Regions from separate parts of the Homo sapiens genome. Here regions 2, 3 and 4 are each linked to region 1. A link is a contact called in ENCODE Hi-C or POLR2A ChIA-PET data. All regions are on one chromosome and are shown on one strand. Each heading gives the region's core, a stretch centred on a gene start or an enhancer-like site at or near the end of the contact. The rest is flanking DNA. Distances are from core to core; before and after follow the strand shown.

Evidence for each region. Hi-C counts contacts between places; a loop is a spot of excess contacts on that map. ChIA-PET counts read pairs that join two places held with the same protein, here RNA polymerase II (POLR2A). Pooled maps may share reads with other maps.
Region 2: a pooled map shows a loop between it and region 1 (6-fold over the local background). The contact joins the enhancer-like site here to the promoter of AIM2 in region 1. A Hi-C loop is called at or near these places in 2 of 37 single-sample maps with no recorded cell type and 2 of 50 pooled maps.
Region 3: a loop to region 1 is called in a map of naive thymus-derived CD4-positive, alpha-beta T cell, with 7 times the contacts of the local background. The contact joins the promoter of DCAF8 here to the promoter of AIM2 in region 1. A Hi-C loop is called at or near these places in 1 of 168 maps with a recorded cell type or tissue (naive thymus-derived CD4-positive, alpha-beta T cell) and 7 of 50 pooled maps. POLR2A ChIA-PET finds 5 or more read pairs at or near these places in 1 of 52 experiments (activated CD4-positive, alpha-beta T cell).
Region 4: a loop to region 1 is called in a pooled map, with 2.9 times the contacts of the local background. The contact joins the enhancer-like site here to the promoter of AIM2 in region 1. A Hi-C loop is called at or near these places in 1 of 168 maps with a recorded cell type or tissue (B cell), 1 of 37 single-sample maps with no recorded cell type and 2 of 50 pooled maps.

The regions. Positions count from the first base shown.
Region 1 is chr1:159,075,400-159,078,182 of GRCh38, forward strand. It overlaps AIM2 (absent in melanoma 2), which reads right to left and starts at 1,367. Exons shown (of 6, transcript NM_004833.3): 1 at 1,234-1,367. RefSeq lists an enhancer at 1,809-2,108.
Region 2 is chr1:157,509,757-157,512,456 of GRCh38, forward strand. No RefSeq gene overlaps it. Among named protein-coding and RNA genes, the nearest start is that of FCRL5, 41 kb to the right of the region's middle. Within about 2 kb of position 1,280, at least 4 of the 41 ENCODE cell types and tissues checked have a DNase peak (open chromatin) inside an H3K27ac peak, as active enhancers do.
Region 3 is chr1:160,261,136-160,263,874 of GRCh38, forward strand. It overlaps DCAF8 (DDB1 and CUL4 associated factor 8), which reads right to left and starts at 1,414. Exons shown (of 14, transcript NM_015726.4): 1 at 1,314-1,414; 2 at 150-223. DCAF8-DT (DCAF8 divergent transcript) reads left to right here and starts at 614. Exons shown (of 2, transcript NR_147618.1): 1 at 614-787; 2 at 1,266-1,643. RefSeq lists enhancers at 349-1,297, 469-598, 1,229-1,498.
Region 4 is chr1:157,723,913-157,726,678 of GRCh38, forward strand. It overlaps the pseudogene VDAC1P9. Among named protein-coding and RNA genes, the nearest start is that of FCRL3, 25 kb to the left of the region's middle. Within about 2 kb of position 1,464, at least 5 of the 41 ENCODE cell types and tissues checked have a DNase peak (open chromatin) inside an H3K27ac peak, as active enhancers do; they include B cell, where a contact is called at or near this core.

The DNA of each region.
Region 1 (2,783 bases), core at 117-2,616:
CCAGAAAAAAAAAATTTGTCAAATGTGATTGCATGCATATTCTCAATTTCTTTGTAGGAAACACACACATCCGTGCACACACACACACTAAACAAAGTGATTATACAAGGCAAAAACTGGGCAGATACCTGCAATACACACACACACACACACACACACACACACACACACACACATATATATATGGCTATACCTGCTATATATATATATATAGAGAGAGAGAGAGAGAGAGAGAGCTAATAGAGGTTTTGCTTTTGGAATACATGGAGAACCATGTATCAATAAGAAAACAACAGTCTATTTGAAAAGTGTGCAAAAGATGTGAATGAGCAATTTGCTCAAATATCCAATAAACATAAAAAAGATGTTTGACATTATTAGCAATTAATGACTTCCAGAGCAGCAACATATAAAGTGGAAGAAATAAGCCAAAGAACAGGAAAAGATGTTTATGAGCTGAAAATAACTGATTGTGAATTTTAGGGAAGCTTGAATACCCCCATCAGTAGAGTCAATGTTAATAAATTCTAAACTATCACTGTTAATGGCCTTATAATGTTTTTTCCTATATGTTGGTAAGCGCTGGAGAAACTCTACTTATACATGTAGAGTTCATGAGTGAAAATTAAAACTATTATCAGGACCATTTTCAAAATAAGGAATACATTAAAAATATTTGCAATGATAAAGCCATCCAAATGCCCCCATCCTACTGATGAAAGCAAGGAAGGACACTACCTTTGTTGAATATCTACTGTGACAATCAGCTTGGATGATTCCTACTTTTCTACTTGTCCATAAGAAGCTAATCTTCCTATAACCCTCTTATATAATAACAATCACATTTTAATCACATTTTATGTGATTGACTCAGTTTTTTCTCTGAAGTTATGTTGCCTTATAAATGAAAAACTTGCATTTTACTTCATAATATCTGTTAACTTAAAAAATGCTTGTATTTGCTATTGGCATAAAAGTCAGCCTTACAAATAGGCTGATAGACAAACCCCAAAGGAAGCCGAAGCTTAAGGAACACCAGCTCAGAGACACCAGAGGACATGGCTAAAGTGAATAAAAGAGAAATGAACCCATCCTTTCAGAGCTGATGTCCATGTTTGCAGGTTCAGGTTCTCAGAGGTGTGCACAGCATGGCTGGCCTTTCCTCAGTTGTCTTTTTCAGCAGAGAAACGGTTAAGTCTCTCGTCTCTAACCCAGCTCCTCTATGGTGCTTACCTCCTGATCCCTGGGGCGATCAGCAAACCGGGTCTGCCACCTTCTTTTCAGAGAGCTTAACTAGCAGAGGACTCAGGAGAGCATGCCCAAATAACCTAGGTGACTTTCAAAGCTACAAAGACTCTGACACTTCTGGACGGCTTCACATGTACCCCTAATAAACACTTCCCTTCACCCCCAGGCCCAGTGTGGGTAGGAGTGACAACTGGAGCTCTAATTGGCTGAGCTGGTTTGGGTTCTCACTAGCAGCCACAGAAGAAAATGTCTATAGAAACTTGTATCTGAGTCATGCCACATAGGAACTACACTGATTGGAAACAGAAAGTGGCCTAGAAACTGTAAAAAATGACCGCAGATGACTTCTTGATACACTTTGTGACTAAGGGGCCTGGTGATGACATTTTTCTGGTATAAACAAGCACACTGATCTCAGAGGGTATCTAAAAGTGTTGCCAGTAGGGCAGTGCAGGTTCTTGTCTTCAAAGCATAAGAGAATCTGAAAATGAGACCCAAGCGAAAGTATAGACATTTTATTGTGGAGCAAAACCAACGACACCCTCAAGGGAGGAGTGCAGGCACTCAAAGATTTGAGTCACAGGCAATGTGGTTCACGTACTATATGAATAAGCACAATGAAGGTATGGAGTACTCTGTAATCAAGGGGAGGGGTTTTCTGGGAAATGGGCGGGCAATTCCCGGAATCGGGGTGCCACCCTTTTCTTGACTAAAGATGGTTAATCCGGAACTGTCATGGCGTCAGGTGCATGATGGGAGTGGGAATTTCCCCATGGAAGTTTTATGATATTAAGGGCATAATGAAGCTAAGGGTCAGCAGTCAGCCAAGTTTTCGACCATCTTGGCTTTAACCAGTTGCGGCCAGTTTCTTCTGTGTTACATTCTCATCTGTGCCTAAGTAGGAAGTTTGCAATCTGTCTTCATTGTCACAGGCTGTTGTAACAGTTCCTATCTACTAGTGGGGCAATCCCTCTGCTAACCTTTTTGACCGCATTTTTATTGCTTGTAGCCACCTGCAAGTAATCATGCCTCATTCCCTCACTGACTGCTTGCCTCAAAAGCATATATACAGTCTTTCTTCCTAACCCAGGCTCCTAACCCTAAATTCAGAGCTTGAGGGCTTGATTCTAGTCAGCAATTTACTTGAGGTTTTCCTTTCTTATTCATTGAATTAACAATTATGCACTGAACATCTAATATGATGTATTAGATTCTGAGAATATAAAAGTTAGTAAGACAAAGTTCCAGATGTTGAGCGGCTCTGCCAAGTCATGAAAACAGACATGTGATTTAATAATCACAATAGGACATGATGATAAGTGTTATAATTAAAGCATGCTCAAGATGCTCAAGGAGCAGAGGAAGAGCACCTAACCATGCCCAGGTAATCAGCCCAGAGCTGCAGGACCTCCTTCACTTTCTACTGCAAGGCTTGTTTCTACACTTTTGCCAGCTTTCAGCTCAAATAGCACCTTATCTGTGGGGCTTCTCTGACCAGCATGTTCTCTACCTCTTCCCCACATTATCTTTTCCCA
Region 2 (2,700 bases), core at 30-2,529, 1.6 Mb before region 1:
TTCTATTTTTGGTGAGGCCAGGTGACAGTGACCCTGACAAAGAGCACTGCTTGGTCAGATGGAAGGAAGGCAAGTGAGGGGCACCTGCCTCTAAGCCTTATTCTCCCATGTCTTCCCCCAGCTCTCCTCCATCCACCAACATGGCCACAAGGCCGCCTCTGGACCAGATCTATCCATCGGGTTTGCTCTGTGGTGCCCCACTTGGAGACACAGGTGGACATGGTGTTCAGAGGTGTGGGACAAACACATAAGATGGACGAGAGCAATGGTGGAGAGATGGGAAGGGAGGCTGAGGCCGGGCGTGGAGGACACGTCCCTGAGGCACCCAGCAGCCTGAACACTCTCATTTTGTCTCTTTTCATCAGAGTCCTTAATCTCTTAAACTGCCTGATGCCAAGAAATGTAGAGCTGCAGGATATGCTGGGCCCCACCCACGAAATTTGTATTTATTCACAGCCTTCTTATAAGCAAATATGTTCTTTTGTCAATAAGCCACCCGGAAGAGTGTCTCTGGGGACATCACCCCTTTGCTTTTATTTCTCTGGAAAATAATTAAAGAACATTCACATCAGAAAGATTTTATGAATTTATGTAATCCCTGAAATGTTGAGTTTATGCATTCCCACACCTCCCATCTAATTATCCCATTCCCCTCACATTAAAAAGAAGACCAGATTATTTTCCATCATTTTCTTCTGAAGTATGCTTTTTGTTTTTTGTTTTTTGAGACGGAGTCTCGCCCTGTCACCCAGGCTGGAGTGCAGTGGCGCAATCTCAGCTCACTGCAAGCTCTGCCTCTGGGTTCACGGCATTCTCCTGCCTCAGCCTCCCGAGTATCTGGGACTACAGGCGCCCGCCACCACGCCTGGCTAAGTTTTTATATTTTTAGTAGAGATGGGGTTTCACCGTGTTAGCCAGGATGGTCTCGATATCCTGACCTCATGATCCACCCGCCTCGGCCTCCCAAAGTGCTGGGATTGCAGGCGTGAGCCACCGCGCCTGGCCCTGAAGTATGTTTTTGCAATTCAGCAGCTGCTCCACTGTAATGATGGGGGAGGGACCAAGAAAGGCAAACAGAAAGCAATGCAAACTTGGTAACAAACACAGGCACCTCCCCACCTGCTTCCGTGAACATCTGCATAGCGTTCTCAAACCTTACCTCCTTCCATATGTAATTCAGTCAAGCAGCTGTTATTTCTTTTCCAGTTTTATAGATGAGGTAACCAGAGCTCAGAGAGGTTAAACAGCAACGGGTAGTGGCCTGTACAGGAGCCAGGCCTTCCGGCTCCAAGTCTCGTGTGCTCTCTTCCTGCTTCACAAATGCCTCTCCCCAAATAGGACTCTGTGGCCCACGATACTCACTGAGGACATTTGGTGAAGTGACTAAGCATGGACTCCAGGGATGCACAGTTCTAGCTCTGACTTACTATTGTGTGGTCTTAGTCTAAACTAATTTCTTTAAGTCTCAGTTACCTCATCTGTAAAATAGGGATGTGGCAGGCCAATTCTCCCTGATAGTCACACAGACAGGCCTGCATGACAGTCACACAGACAGGCCTGCATAGCACCCCAGCTACACAGACAAATTTCCACAGCACTGCCTTAACATTGAGCAAATAGTTAAACCTAGAGAAATCGGTGCCCAGACATCAAAGCTGGAAATGAAACATATGGTCAGTAGGAGCCTTGCATGGGCTTCTCCCTAACCTGGAGCAAGCCAAAATAATAGAGACAGTCATAGATTCCTAGTGCCAGGACCTGTCTCTGGTCAATGAAATCTGAGACGAGTCAAGGTAACAGAGGCAGCTGTTTGAATAGATTCATTGGAGAGTCTAAGACAGCTCTCCGGACCAAGCCATAAAGGAGATAAGAGAGAAATAATCACTCCAGTACCACAGTAGACAGGCCTTGAAGGTATTGGAGGCCTTTTAATTGGACTTAGCAAGCTTTTTTTTTGCCTCTGACCTTCTAGTTGAAACAAAATTAGTTACCAATAGACTTAGGTGAATGCTATACTGCACAGAGGCACATAATCCCAACCTATATAAGCACTGAGAAAACTGTAACACTTTGAGTTGGACTGATAGAATTATCTCTGACCTTCTCACTGTATCTGGTTACAGCAATAAGTTCCCTTCTTTCCTAGTTTGTCTGCTTCTCATTATTGGGCCTTGAGAAAACACAGCTGAACTCAGCTTGGTTCCAGGAACAGGGACAGTAATGAATAAGTATTGCATAGGCCTGTTATGCACCCTAAATAAGATAATTTATGCAAAAAGCTTAGCATAAGGTATGACACATTAATTCCTAATAAGTAGTAGTTATTCTTATGGCAAGCTCTCTGTTGAGTGGGCAGTATTAATCAGAGGAGATTGGAAGAGGGCAAAGACAATAAAGTTGGTTAGTTGAGGTAAAATTAGGAGACATGAAACAGGTCAGCTAGATGTCAAAGAGACAGGTGGACTTTGAGAAGTGACAAAAGACAAAACAAAAAGAGGAAGTGGGCATAATCTTAGAATATTTCTTTTAACCACAAATGTGAGGGAAGCCGGGCCTCTCTTCTCTTTGAGGAGACCCTAAAAGTAACAGCTCAGAGATCTGAACCAACTGAGAAACAATCCCCAAAAATGTGTGCAGCCAAGAGACCACCTTTGTGATTGTGATGATTAAGTTTATGTGTCAACTTGACTGGGCCACAGA
Region 3 (2,739 bases), core at 164-2,663, 1.2 Mb after region 1:
AATTCAACCAGAGCTGGAACAAAGCCAAGAACAACACTCAAGCTCTTTGGGAAACTGGTAGGAATTTTATGACTTTAGTGGTCAGCAGTTGAGCATCAGCGCAGTCTGTCTTGAACTCAAGAATTTTAATGCCTCCAACTCCCACTCACCTTTCCTCCTTTTATCACTGAAGTAAGGCCAGGCTGAGCTCCTGAGAAAATAGGTCTGTAGATTCACTGAAGGACTGAGAAAAGTTAAAATTTACATGGCAAAGGTGTGTCTTCTACTGAACATAATAAAAATATTTATGAATACACTTTAGTATTTTTAGGCCTTCTCAAAACTACTTAAAAGCAGAATACTTTATCTAATTCTAATTACTGAACAAATAACCCACACACATATGGAAATAAAATGAACCAACATGAAGATTAGAAGCCAGGCAAGTAATCTCCCAGCTCCACTAAAACGTAAAGTCATTTAAAAGGATAACCTGAATCTTTTCAACGCTAAACCATAACCAAACAACCTCTCAACAAGAAGCCACAGAGCAGGGGGGGAAATCCCGGAGAGAATGTGATAGCGCTAGTGCCGGTTTGTTTACAGAGACTCCAGTAACAATCATGAGTCAGAAATTCAAGCCACCAGATGCTTTCCAACTAACAGGGACCAAATGGGACCGTTCTAAGATATCCTAAAAGATTTGGGAGTTAGAGGAGGTAAACTAAGATAATTATATTACAAAGGGTACAAGACCACAAGACAACAACCGACTCCGGAATTCTTGGACCTCCGCCTTCCGTACAAGGTGCTGGGCCTGGGAACTTGGGATGGGGGAGGGGGACACATTGCGCGGTGGCCCTGAGGTGACGGGGAGACGCAGGGCGAGCCGTGTCCCTCAATCTAAGGGGAGAAATAGGAGCGCACACATGGGTCACCCAACGAAGCAAGGCGTCCCTGTGAACTGTGCGGCTGGCTCTTGGGGGCAACACCAGGGCTGACCTGAGGAAAGGGCAACCAGTACTCCCAGCGATGACTTCGGGTCGGCGGAAGGAAAAGACCTGAGCGCTAAGAGCTTGGGATACGGGTCAGGCCCATCCTTAGGGGAAACCGGCTGGGAAGCGAGGGGGGGCGCAGGCCGAGCCGGAACGAGACACAGACCGGGTAGGTCAAGGGAGGGGGGGTGTCCGGCTGGGGCAGTTACAAGCACGGGAATCGGCGAGGCTCAGCAGCCCGCTTCCCGTCTTGGGTCATCCTTCTGCTAGCGGCTGCTCCGACTGTTCCAGGCCCAGCCGCCCCGTCCACTGCCACCACCAACGCCGCCGCCATCTTACACTGGCCAGCGGCCGCCACCACCACCGCCTCCGCTCTCTGCGCTTGCGCCTGCGCTGCCACGCTTTCCGGCCCCGTTTGCGACGATGTGCTCGAGAAGACTGAGGGAAGAGTGGTCGCGCGAGCTCACGGCTCGCAACCCTCCTCGAAGGACGCACAAGGGGCGGGGCTTAAGGCCAACGGAAAACAGAGCGAGAGGCGCCTGCGCATTACCGAAGAGGCAAAGTTGTTTTTGTAGTTTCTTCGGGCTTGCTTATCTTGTGATACTCTAAACAAATGCGAGTTAGGGGCTACCCAGAGTTGTGATAGAAATAAACTAAATTTCCAGCGGATTGGCAGGCCACTTCCTGGATGATGGCCAGTTTTGCCGTTTTTGAACACTGGAACGAGCAATGATTGCCACAAGGATTTCTTCTGAAAATCCCCGTTTCCTTTCAGGGCTTTGTTTCCTTAAGTGGTTTCTATACTATCGAGGCCCATTTTCCCCTGAGAGTCCCCATTTACGTATTTTTAAAGAAGGGGCTCAGTAGCTTGAGGTGTAGCTATTCCAGAAGCTCTTTTCTGAAGAGAGGTGGTGTGGGTAAAGGTTCCCAAGAGTGGGCCGGGTGATGTGGGGTGACTTTTGTACTCTGTTTCGTTATGACACCTACAGTAACCCTGCAGAGGATTACTCCCAGCTGCCAGGCTGGGGTATTTTTTTTTTTTTTCTTACCAGAAGCCCAGGGTGCAAAAATCTGACCCTTTCTCACCTCCCCTACCGCTACTCTCCTATTCCAAGTCATTACATATTACTTAAGACTACCGCAATAGAAACTTACCTCGTTTGTCTACTTCCATTATTGCCATTACAGTTAAACATAAGGCAGCCAGAGTGCTTTTTAAAAATGTAAGGTCTGGCCGGGCGCGGTGGCTCATGCCTGTAATCCTAGCACTTTGGGAGGCGGATGTGGGCGGATCACTTGAGGTCAGGAGTTCGAAACTCGTTTGAAACCAGGCCAACATGGTGAAACCCGTCTCTACGAAAAATACAAAAAAAAAAAAAAATTACCCGGCATGGTGGAGCGCGCCTGCAATCCCAGCTACTTGGGAGGCTGAGGCAGGAGAATTGCTTGAACCCGGAGGCGGAGGTTGCAGTGAGCTGAGATCGCACCACTGCACTCCAGGCTGGGCAATGGAATGAGACTCCGTCTCAAAAAAAAAGTAATGTCGTATTATTTCCCCAGTCCCCACCCTGCTCAAAACCTCCAATTCCCATCACATAATAAAAGTCAAAAGTATGATAGCCTTAGAGGCCATCAAAAAATGAATTGCCTCTAAGGAGGACCCTACATGATCTGATCTAGCACCTGCCTATTTATCTGATTCATCTCCTCCCACACTGCCTAGCTCTGCTCTAGCCTCACTAGCCTTACTGTCACTCCAGTCAAA
Region 4 (2,766 bases), core at 214-2,713, 1.4 Mb before region 1:
TAATCTCAGCAGTTTTGGAAGCCTAGGTGGCAGATCACCTGAGGTCAGGAGTTCAAGACCAGCCTGACCAACATGGTGAAACCCTATCTCTACTGAAAATACAAAAATTAGCTGGGCATGGTGGTGCATGCCTGTAATCCCAACTACTTGAGAGGCTGAGGCACAATAATCGCTTGAACCCAGGAGGTGGAGGTTGTAGTGAACCGAGATAGTGTCACTGCACTCCAGCCTGGGCAACAAAACGAGACTCCATCTCCAAAAAAAAAAAAAAAAAAATCCAGTCTTAGACCAAGCTCGTTTTAGACCAGCACTGACGTTTTTGTCATCTCTCAGGACTCACAGAATTAGTTCGATAACTGCCTTGGAGTCTGAATGTATCCTAATCCTCTCATGGGAGTTGTTCACTTTAGCTGAGAAGAAGCTGTCAGGATCTATGTGCTACTTGGCTGCTGTTCCAAAGCAAGTGTTATTGTTTCCTAATGTCCATGCATGATTGACAGTGATCTCCAAAGTCTTGCTCACCTTCTGGTAAGTGGAGGTGCCAAACACTGTCATTTATATTAGTGTGATGCTGGAATTCATCAGTCTTGAAGCCAACCACAAAAAGTCATTTTAGGTCACCTGGGACTCTTTGATCTCAAAATGTATTTGGTATCCAGCCAGCCAGTCCTTGTAACTCAGCATGAGAGCACCTTGGATGAAAGTCCTGGAGATGTCAAAATCCACGTTGCAGCCCAGGTTGATGTACTCTCACTTGTACCCTGTCTTGATTTTAGCATTTTGCCCCCAGTGTTAGGTGAGGAGGCTGAATCACAGGTCAACTTTAGTCCATGTAAAAAGCTCATCTTCTCCAGTAACTCTGCACCTAATGTCTTGTCAGTGTTCCACTTCTCTGTAAATGTCAGGCCACATTTGATCCATCTGTTCTTGGTTTCCAGACTACCTGTCACTTTGATGGCCTCAGGATTGGCTGAGCCTGAGCTTGTAACATCCAGTCTATTCCCATATTTTGTTTTCAAATGAAGCTTTATTAATCCTAATCTATACCGCTTGGTGAAGACATCCCTGGTACATTTGTCAAGATCAGTGTACATGGGAGGGACAGCCATATTCTGCTCAGTGGCAGCCACAGGAGGCTCAACAGGGTAAGGGGGTGGATTTTCCTATGCTGCTTTGAAGGTCATTCTATTCTTGTTTCTGGTGGTAATTACTCACTTACTAAGATGAATAACAACATTCATTTACATGTCTTCAAAACAACTTCCTCCCCACTCTTCTATCACATTATCATTCTTGAGTTTAAATAATAGAATTTTATTTTACTTCTTCTTTCCATGTGTGTTTCTCATGGTTTAAAGAACAAAATTTTATTATTTTATTTATTCAAACTCATTTTCCCTATCTTGTGGCCTATTTCTGCATTTATTTTTCATCTTGCTGTAGCACTTCCTCTAAAAGTGTTTTTAGTGGTTTGCATGTGTGTGTGTGTGTGTGTGTGTGCATGTTCGTGTGTGTCTTAAGATTTTGAGGGCTGTAATACCAAAGAAAAAATCTTCATTCACCCTCGCAATTAAATAAAAGTCTAGATGGATATAAAATAACAAGTTTGCCTTTTTTCTTTGAACACTTTGAAAACATTTTCCATTGACTTCTTACATTTAATGTTATTGTTAAGAAGTCTTAGGCTATTCTCATTCCTGTGACTTATAGATAATGCTTTATGTTCTTTAGTATTTCAAAATTTTTCCTTGTTCATTGATATTCCCAAATTTTACTTTAATATTTAGGTTTTTAAAATCAATTCAGTTAGCAAATTATGATACTTTTCATTGTGAAATCTTTAGTCTTTCTCTGATTTTGTAAAATTTGGGGTTATTATTTTTTCCATAAGTTTTCTTCTCTTATTTGTACCTGTATGCAGTACATGAATCATACAGATACTGACACTTCCTATGCCATCATTCATATTTCTTAACTTGTATACTCTCCTTCTCTGTACCTCTTCTTGGTATTTTTAGGAGAGTTTTTCCTGGCCTTCCAGCTCACTATGTTTTTTTCTTTAGTATTATTCTGTATGCTAATCAATTCATCTGTCAGGTACTTATTTTGACAATTATAATTTTCATATTTATTATCTCTTGTTGGCTGTTATTTAACTTGTCATGAATTGGTGTGTTGAGAGAGTGTTGAGGATTAGTCTCGGGCAGAAAACCTCTAGAGCTCTAGCTGGACACAGTCATTCCCTAGTTGCCCACCCCACTGTGTATGGTGGTGAGACAGGAATTCTTGGGAGCAGTACATTTGTGCCTATTGCTATCTGCTTCCCACAGTGGCTGGGTTCTAATACCATCCTAGTAATTACTCCACTACCACTGGTTGGTAGAATAATTGCCCTGCTGGAATAGGAAATGAGCAGCTTGGAAAGATCTGGGGGAGAGAAAAGATCTCATTCAGAAAGCATTCTCTTACCTCTAATTTGCCTCTTCCTCTCTAAGCAGCTTCTGCTTCCCTGTGTTTGTTTCCTCATGTATTTATGACAATTTTACAGGTTTTTTGATAGGCAAAAGTTTGTCTCTTGTTTATTTGGTATTTCCAAGGTACAGTTTAATAGTAAGAGCCTGAAGCCATCTTGTCAACAAATGTAAGTTTGTTAATGCAAAAAAAGTGCAAGTAAAACAAAATAAATCTGTGGGCTGAAACAGGATTAGATGGCTTTTTTACTTTCATTTTTATTTTATTTTATTTTATTTCATTTTTTGAGATGGA